2 separate regions of the Homo sapiens genome follow, and region 1 is linked to region 2. The links are chromatin loops, found by intact Hi-C in ENCODE. Cell type or tissue: B cell. All regions are shown on one strand.

Region 1 (5,000 bases), 94 kb before region 2:
AATTAGAAATTATAATATTGTCTATTTCATTATTGTCTATTTCATTATTGTTTGTAACTTATGTGCTACACACATTTTATATCAGTAAAATTTATAATAAACTTATGTATATTTATACATGTGTTCTTTTTTTCTAAAAGTTGGTTGTTAAACCAGGGCACTCCTGGATATATGAGACTGAAATTCAGAAAAGAGTTGGAGCTAAAGATAAAAATACGGGTGTCTTCAGCCTATAGAATATTTACTGTCATAAATTTACATGAAATTTAAAATGAAATCAGTAGAGAGTGAGGATGTGTAATGTGTGGTGTAGAAGAATTAAAGAATGGTGTCCTAGAGGTCAAGTTTAAAAAAAGTGTAAATATAAATATAATAAAAAACACAAAATCCATCAACATATTTTATTTCATGTGAAAAAAATCAGAAACACTTGAATCAAAACATCAAAACTAAGAACCAAAATATTTCATGTTAGAATAAAGTGCATTTGCAACATGCATTTCAGAGAATGGGTATAGATGTGACTATTAAATATCTTTTAAAAAAGAGTCCCCGCCACAAAAAGAAAAATGGAAAAGTAATGTTGCTAGATAACTTATGAAAGAAGAAATGTAAAAGGCTGGAAATATGTATAAACTAATTGTTGATCATAAAAAGCTAAAAAGTATTGTGTAACTGCTCTGTATATCAATTTGGAATTGTATCAAAATCGTAAAAACATGCATAACAGTTTATCCATTAATTTCAGTCTAGAAATGCATCTAAGGAAATGATTAATAACATATTGTACATATTTATTGCACAGGTATTTATAAAGCAAAAATAATGGACAGAGTTATTTATCAACTCTGAATATGAAAACACTGAAAGAGTTATACAGTTACCTTATAGGATACTAGTACAAAATTAGAAATCAATAGTTTAATATGACCCTGAATTTATGCATGCATGCATGCATACCCACAGGCCCATACACACATATACAAACATGGATTGCATACCTACTTTTAAATTACATTGTGTAATATTTGAGAAAAATATAGTGAAGGACAAATCAATAAATATTACCTATAACTCCGACATCATGATGTAATAAATATTTGACATTAAAAATACAAATATGCATTTCTTAAGATAAAAATTGGAATGTCCCTATAAGTAAAACAGTAACAGATAATATTAAAATGAAATATTAAAAGGATGATGTAACAAGAAAAAATATTTTAAAAATTAGAGATTCAGTCTCCAAATTTTCTTAACATCTGCCTAATTAAAGTTTCAGAAAGAGGGAATGAGAAAAAAGGGGGAAAGATAGTATCTGTTAAATCATTTTAAAGACAAATTCTGGACACAAAGAATGTAAATTTCAAATCAAAAGTATCCAATAACTTTGAACACAATGAATGCAATAAGACCTATAGCAGGGGGCATCATTATGAAATCTCAGAATGCTAGGTTTAAAGAGAGACAGCTAAGAGTATCCAGTGTGGAAGAAAACAAAGCTAAATGAGTGAAATAAGCAGTTCACATTCAAAAGGACAGGTATCAAAATGGCGTTAGATTTATCAACAGTGACACTGGATGAGAGGAGAAAACACAACCATAGCAACAACAGCAAAGCCTTCTTCCTGAGGGTACAGATTGGAATAGGAGGACCAACTCTTCGTGAGGCTATTTCAAGCAACATAAAAAGGAACTTACAGATTACCCAAGAATGAATTGAGAGATTTATAGGTTTGGGAGAAAGTTAGGGTTGCCAAATTTATGATAGATACACAGAAAACTAAACAAACAAAATTAAAACTGAAGAGACAACAAGATAATCGCTAGTTTTTGAGATAAGAAAAGATTGCCTAGAAAAGAAAATATGATCATAATTTACTACCCAGCCAAACTTTAACAAAATTTACCAAGTCATAACCTAGTATTGACCCTGATTGTTTAATTAACCAAAAATTGTGGTATTTAATTAACCAAAAATTTTGAGAACCAAATTAACCAAAAATTGTGAGAACAAAGACAATATGTCTGTGAGAGGATTGTTGCAAAAAAAAAATTCCCCTTCTAAAAGAAGAAAAATTCTAAAATAGAAAAAATTTTAAAAATAGCAAGTTAAATACATTATTTAGGAATATGAAGGTAACTGCAAAAGGAATAACTAAAAGATTGAAAGTGATTGCCATGGGAAATGGCACTTCTGTATTTCATTACAGATATTAGGAGAATATGATTTTTTAAATCCTCTATAACTATTATTTTGATAAATATCAAAATTAAATTTAAAAAGAGTAAAAAATATATATATGTGCTAAATATTAGAGCCTGCAGCCACTAGAGGGCAAATACTTCCTGGAGATCAATGGAGATTCAGAAGGGAAACGTGGTCTCCTAAGTAGGGACTGGGCTAGACCTAGTCAAAATTATCCAGTCGACACTTATCTAAAATAGCACAGTGTAGCATGAAGAGGGTTAAAAGTTTTTAAAAAAAGTTTTAATATTCTCATACAAAATAACATAAACAAAATAACATAACTAAGATGGTAGAAAATCCATTTATAAAAACACTGTCTTCTTCCTTATAGATACAAAATTAAATTATCTTACAAAATATTTTAGGATGGATATTTGCTTTTACCTAAAAGTGATTGTACATTCCAATATAATGAACAATAAGGTCATTTAATCAGATTGTTGTAGAGGAGACATTGATTCAAAGGAGAGAAAGATCTTCCCTGGACATGAGCTTTACTAGTCACATGAGGAAATAAGGTAGCCCCAGAGAGAGTCTAGAAGAGTTGAGAGAAACAGCAAGGAAGAATCAAAGGAGGACATTGAGATGATGTTTGCAAATATGTTCAGGAGAAGCAGAAGCAAGTTGGTAAAGATTAATTCACCAATTCACAAACCAGTTCTTAAGAAGCATTAGACTAAATGCAATCTCAAAGTTCCTGTTAGTGCTGAAATTTAATGATTTTCAGAGGTAAGACCTGTTTTTTGTATGATGTTAACATGAATTATTTGATGCTAGAGGGCAAGACCTATGTCTAATTTACTTTGTACAGTGCATGAAAGAGTGTGACAAATAGGTAAATGCCCATGTGATTTATTATTCAAACCAGGACATTTTGAGAGAGAGAAAGGAGATGCTATTAATAATTGTAGGCCTAGATCATGACTGGTCAAGAGCAAAAAAAGTAAGATCACCCAGCACGGATATGACTTATTCTATGTAACAATACCTCAGCGACTGGATAGTCAGCATGAAATAAGCAGCTGTGTTGATTTTTAAAGCGTACCTAATTGATGAACATCTGGTGGCAGGTAGCCAGCCCATTAAAAATCAATTATACTCAATGACTTGCATCTGAGCCATACTGCACCAATCTCCTCACACTCATCAGATCCACATGTTCCTGAATAAACACTTGGACCACTCAGGCCAGTGCCTTTGAACTTTATGTGGTTGGAAGTGAATTTCGTCAGTGGCTTTTGTCTAACCCACAGTGAAGAGAAGAGTTCTGTTGATCCGCCCCTGACTGTTGACAGGTCAAGAGACCAGGCGGCAGTTTGAGTAAATCTCTATAAATCCAAGGGTAACCAGAACATTCACTGCTCTGTGCAGCTCTCAGATATAATATATGCCATTAACGGCAGAAACTGGGTTATAAAACAATAAGGAGGTGATAGTGATCAGAGACTGGATTTAGGATGTTATAAGGCAAGTAGAAGTTAGTAATTAAAGTGAGAGTGAAACTTTAGAATAGGGTGTGGAAAAGTCTATACAAACTCTCAGTTCAAACGCTGAATATATGTTTCTATGTTGGGGGTTTCCATTTGCAGCATAATTACCAAAGAACAATTAGTGAACCAGCCAGCCTCCTTTTATGAGAAACATAATTCAAATTGTTATTATGCTAGAGGTGAGTGGGTTGGGGGAAGACAGTTGACCTGGTGCCTAGAATACCACTCTGAAGAGAGCCAAAATCTCCTAATTAATGTCATCCTTGGATCATAAGTGTGAACAAGATCAGGATGTCTGGTGTAAGTCCTGGATCCTTGGCAGGCTACAAGAGCTATCACGTCAAGTTCATTTAAATAGAAGATAAAGATCATTCAAAAGAAATACTTTACATTAAAGATCATCATAGAACTACATCTAAATCCTAAAAGTTATTCAATTAAATCAGCTTTGGAAATACAGGAGTACGGTTGTGATTGGGTCAGGGGGCTTCCCATTATCTTTTACCTGCCAAGTATCTAACAGGCTATGCACAAAGAAGGCTTTTCTCTTCTTTCCTAAGTAAGATTTAGAAGGAATGTGAACAATAATTTATGTAGCATTGTGAAATTCATAGATATAAAAATTAGATGTTCTATGTGTAGTTTGTTTAACCCAATTTTCCTATAGATAAGTGTATAGTTTAAAACATAAAATACAGAAAATAAATGGGTTAATTATCTTGATGTTATACTTCAAAAACTCCCGCCACCCCATTTTAAACTTTCTTAAAGATTGTTTATTTGTAAAAAGAATTTAATACTTAGATTTGGAAAGAAACTTAGAAATCATTTAGTTCAATTCCCTTCTTTATAGATGAAGTAATTGAGGCTTTGAAGGGTGACCCAACGTCAGACTTAGGTCATGTACCTTGTAAATGAAGACTGGACATTCAAAGACAGAGCTCCTGGCTCCAAGTCCACTGCTGTATTTTTTCAACTGTTTTTAAAATGTAAGGCTTATATTTCATATTGACATGTTTATGAAAAGCTAAGCCTGATTAGGGCATAATATTACTTATACTCATATTGAATCTTTGGAACTAAAATATAAGCAAACTAGCACTTGTTAAGCTAACTAACTATTCTTCTTTCTAATGGGCTTAATAATCCATCATTTGACCTTTGTAATGAATTGTAATGCTCACTTATACATATATAACACACATAAACGGACTATGGCTATGTGCATACTGTAGTATATATGTGTGTATCTACTGTAT
Region 2 (5,000 bases):
AAATGTCCGTGTTTGTTCTCTTGGATACACATGCATGTGTGTGTTCCTCTACAGAGTATGTCAACAATTGAAATCAAATATCGATATCTGTACATTGTCATCTAAAATGGCTTTCCAATTCATACTTCCACTACATTGTTTCAAAATTCTAATTTCTTGTACCCTTTACTGACACTTCGTATTAGCACACTTTTTTTTTCACAAATCTTACATTCAAAAAAGATCAATTGGTACTTAAATTTACATTTTTCTGATTACAAGTGTGGTTAAACAATATTTATCAATCGGACATGTTCCCTCTTCAGATAATACTCTGTTCTCATCCTTATCTTATTTATTATTATTATTATTATTATTTTGAGACAGAGTCTCACCCTGTCGCCAGGCTGGAGTGCAGTGGTGCGATCTCCGCTCACTGTAACCTCCGCCTCCCGGGTTCACGCGATTCTCCTACCTCAGCCTCCCAAGTAGCTGGGATTACAGGTGTGTGCCCCATGCCCAGCTAATTTTTGTATTTTTAGTGGAGACGGGGTTTCATCATGTTGGCCAGGATGGCCTCGATTTCCTGACCTCGTGATCCACCCGCCTCGACCTTCCAAAGTGCTGGGATTAGAGGCGTGAGCCACCACGCCTGGCCCTCATCCTTACTCTTAACTTTTATTGTCTTTTTTCTTATTAGTAGTTATTCATATAATTTGAATGTTAATTGCTTTATTTGTTCCATTTAGTTCAAATATTTTGGATAGTCTATTACTTCCATGGCATTTTTATTAAAATACATAGTTACATGTGTACATATTTTTATTTGTTAAGCTTTTGTGCATAGATTAACCCATTTCAAATTTAAAACATAGTTTTCTAGATTATTACCTAAGAAGTTATAGTTTTGTTCTAAAAAAGGTGTTTGTCAATTTCATATAGGCTTTATTAGGAATTTTGATGTGTACATATTTCCATGTGGGTGAACAATACCATTTATTATGTAACTTATTTTGACAGCCCATTGTTACAACCTACTAAATTTTCATATGTACATGAGTTAACTTCTTTCCACATTCCCATATATCATCTAATTTTTAATCATTACTTATGTAAACTGAAGTTTTATTTATTACTTCATCCATTAATGCTATTCACATCCCTATTCTACCCCTTACAACTATATTTCATTTGCAGCAGTATTCTCTGAGAACTCTGTAGTGGTAATCTTACTGAGTCTCTGTATTTCTGAAAATGTCTGAATTTCAATCTCATTGAATAGTCATTTGGCTGGGTTTATGGTACTAGTTAAAATATTCACCCTCAGCTTATCCTGCCCATTCTTCTTAAGCATTGTTGATGATGGCAGTTTGAGTTTCATATATTTGTAGGTAATATAGATATTTTTCCTCTTCTCTCACACTGAATAAGTTCTAAGGTTTTTCCTTTATTATTATTATTTTTTTACTTTATCTTATTTAAACTCGTTTGTTTTTGTGAGGGTTTTCTTTTGAAATTTATTTTTATTGAGTCCTTAATAGACCTCATCAATCTCAAAACTTGTATATTTCTTCAGTTTTAGGAAATTCTGCTTTCTTTCTCTTCATTGTATCTATTCTTTCTTTCTCAAACTCCTACTGAAATGATTTTAAAAACTCTCAACCCATCCTGCATGAGAATTTTTTGAATGTCATATATGCATATTTTTATGCTGTAGTCTGAGAACACTTCTTGCCTCATTCAACCAATAAGCTAATTTTCCCTCATCTAACTCCATTCTGTTATTCATTTCAACAACTGAAGTTGTATTTTGTACTAAAAATTACACTATGTATTTCAGTGACCTCTGCTAATTCTTTATTTCTCTCAGAATTTTAATACAATTTAAAGTCCTCTACAGCTTACATTTATTAACTCTGCTTACTTTGTTGTATTATTTTTTGAGTGGATCATCACTCACTCATGATGTTGGCTGATGTGGTTTGGCTGTGTTCCACCCAAATCTCATCTTGAATTGTAGTTCCCATAATCCCTACATGTTGTGGGAGAAACCCATTGAGAGGTAATTTAATCATGGGGGCAGATACCCTCAAGCTGCTCATCTGTTCTTGTGATACTGAGTGAGTTCTCACAAGATCTGATGGTTTTATAGGGGCTTTCCTCCTTTTGCTCAGCACCTCTCTTTGCTGCCACCATGTGAAGAAGGACATGTTTGCTTCAACTTCGCCCATGGTTGTAAGTTTCCTGAGTCTTCCCCAGCCCTGCGGAACCGTGAGTCAATATCTCTTTCTTTTATAAGTTACCCAGTCTTGGATGTGTCATTATTAGCAGTGTGAGAATGGACTAATACATTGGCTTTCCTTAATTTTATTAATTTTTTTATTACACATACTTTTTGGAGTTGAGATGCTTTTCTAGATTCTGTCTGCACTGCCTGCTTAGTGGAGGGGCAGAGGACATATGGCTTTTAATTTGATATGTTTTTAGCGGGAGTAGCCATGGGGCATGTCCACAGCTGAGGCTAGTTTTGTGGCTTGCAGATTCTCCCCACTTCTCCCAAGTGTTGCCATCTATCTGGGTCCTTGTTCTCAGAGCAAAGTCCCCCTCCATTGCCTCCATGTTAAGATAATCAAGACATGCTATTGCTGCTGCTTATCTCAAGATGTACAAGAGACTGGCTACTCTGCCTGTGTCAACTCAATTAATCTTGTTATTTTCCTCTGTGTCTTCTCTTTCGGAGATGAGTATCCACCATTTCTGGGCAAGAAGCATCCTTGCCACATCTTCCATTTTTGCTGTAATAGCATCCTTCATCGATTCTGAGCTGTGATTTTATTGTTTATTTATGTTTCATCTGCTTTTATGTTTTCAAGATTCATTAGTCTATCATGGTGTCTCCTTCTTATTTTCACAATCATTAGTCCATCATAGTGTCTCCTCCTTATTTTCCAAAATGATTATACATTTTTGGAAATACATATTTTCTCTAATCTGTATGGTTTTGAAGAAGGTGGGGTAAGCCATAGAATGTGTATTGTGTATTTTCTTGAAAAGAATATTTTATTGTTCATTATATTTTTTCCAATATGGCTAGTAGTTATGTTTACAATTCCTTTAAGGGAAAATATTTATTTTTAACATTTCCTTGAAGAACATAGGGTGGCTTAAATTCACAATAAAGTGTAAATATCTGATATAATCAGAGTTAAAGAGGACTGTTCCTCAGTTACTTGCTATTTGAACTTAAGCAATTTGCATTACTACTCTGAGCCCATATTTCTCATATATAAAATTGTGATGATTGCCTTATTGTAATAGTTTCTCCCTGATTTAGAATATTTCAGAAGCCCTTTCAAACTATTTATGGAGAAAGAACAGTTTTTATTTTTATTAATACATAATAGATGTGTATATTTTCAGGGTATATGTGATATTTTGATATTTTCATATAATATGTTATTGTCAAATCAGGGTATTTGGGACATTCATCACCTTAAACATTTAGTTTTTAATGTTGCTGTTGTTTGTTTTTTAATTTCTAGTCTCTCTCAGATGCATACATTTGTAAAATACCAAGTTATACACTTGGATTTCCTGGTAATACTAAACTTCAATAAAAGTTTCTAAATGCTTTCTCTCATGTTTTCTATTTATCTCATTGAGGACCAGTAAGAAAATTTGCAGATAGGCTTCAGTTCACAGATCACACTTTGAATGGGTCTGTTCTCTTGGACAAAGTGCCATCTTCTTATAGTGGAAATGCAGATGGAGTACTCTGGTTTGTGTTTGCTTACATTCTTGCACACTACTGACTGCCTCCCACTCTCTGCTTCATCAGGCTATCTGCAGGTCCCAGAAGATGATGCAGGTCCTCACATCATTGTGCCTGTGTACAGATTGCCTAGAATTATTTCTCTCACTTGCTGAAGCAGTAATCTCCCATGTTATTTGCTTTTTTCAGAACTGAGCTCAAGCCCCATTTCATTTTAAGAACTTCCTGACTTTGTGAGACAGCAATGGACCCTCCTCCTCTCCAGTCCCTTAGTTACACTATCCTTTACCAGCCTCTATGAGACCACTGTGGTTTTATCTATGTTTGCTTATTGATCCTCCTCCTATCAGAGTGTTAACTTCCTTACTGCTTATGTTCTTGTTTCTTTGTATCTTAAGAGCATAATGGCATAGTACCTGGCACATGGAAAGTGTTTGACATGGTTTGGCTCTGTGTTCCCAGGCAAAATCTCATCTCGAATTGTAATCCCCATAATCCCCACATGTCGGGGGTGGCACCTGGTAGGAAGTGATTAGATCATGGGGGCAGTTTCCCGCATGCTATTCTCATGATAGTGAGTGAGTTCTCGTGAGATCTGATGGTTTTATAAGAGTTTGATAGTTCCCCCTACACATGCATTCTTCTTTGTCTTGCCTGCCGCCATGTAAGATGTGTTTGCTTCCCCTTCTGCCATGTATGTAAGTTTCCTGAGCCCTCTCCAGCCATGCGGGACTGTGCGTCAATTAAACCTCTTTTTAAAAATACATTACCCAGTCTCGGGCAGTTGTTTATAGCAGTGTAAGAATGGACTAACAGTGTTTCATAATTACATATTAGTAATAAGTTTAAATAGTAATTATTTGCATTTATTACTAAATATGTAATTATGAAACACTGTATTTAATATTTGCTTTAGTACATAACTCGCCAGTATTTTAATTTTTCTTCTATAGATTCAGTGTGCCTTTTTCAGTCAGATGACTCCTGTTTTTACTAAATTCTGAGAAGTTATTAGCCATTATTTTGTCAGCTATTGTCTCTTCCCTAGTCTTCCTCTTCATTCCTTTTGGAACTCCTGTTTGATGTGTATTGAACTTTCTCATCATTTATTCTCGGAGTTTTCATGACATCTTTATTTTCTATTTCTTCATCTTTTGTTCATCAATATGTTTGATTTCCTCAGTACGCCAAACTCATCTTCCAATGAATTTATGTTTTTTTAACCACGTGCTGAATTTTTAATTTCAAA

Evidence for each region. Hi-C counts contacts between places; a loop is a spot of excess contacts. Peaks named below come from ENCODE experiments on the same cell type or tissue, not always from the same donor. Only the 100,000 strongest peaks of a DNase experiment are listed, where the experiment ranks them.
Region 1: a loop joins it to region 2, with 5 times the contacts of the local background. A loop is called at or near these places in 2 of 110 quality-filtered maps.

The regions. Positions count from the first base shown.
Region 1 is chr7:115,354,005-115,359,004 of GRCh38, forward strand. No RefSeq gene overlaps it. Among named protein-coding and RNA genes, the nearest start is that of LINC01392, 130 kb to the left of the region's middle. In B cell, CTCF peaks have their summits at 2,352 (motif pointing right) and 2,554; a DNase peak (open chromatin) is centred at 2,357.
Region 2 is chr7:115,447,728-115,452,727 of GRCh38, forward strand. No RefSeq gene overlaps it. Among named protein-coding and RNA genes, the nearest start is that of SNORA25B, 130 kb to the right of the region's middle. In B cell, no CTCF peak of the experiment used is centred here; a DNase peak (open chromatin) is centred at 2,164.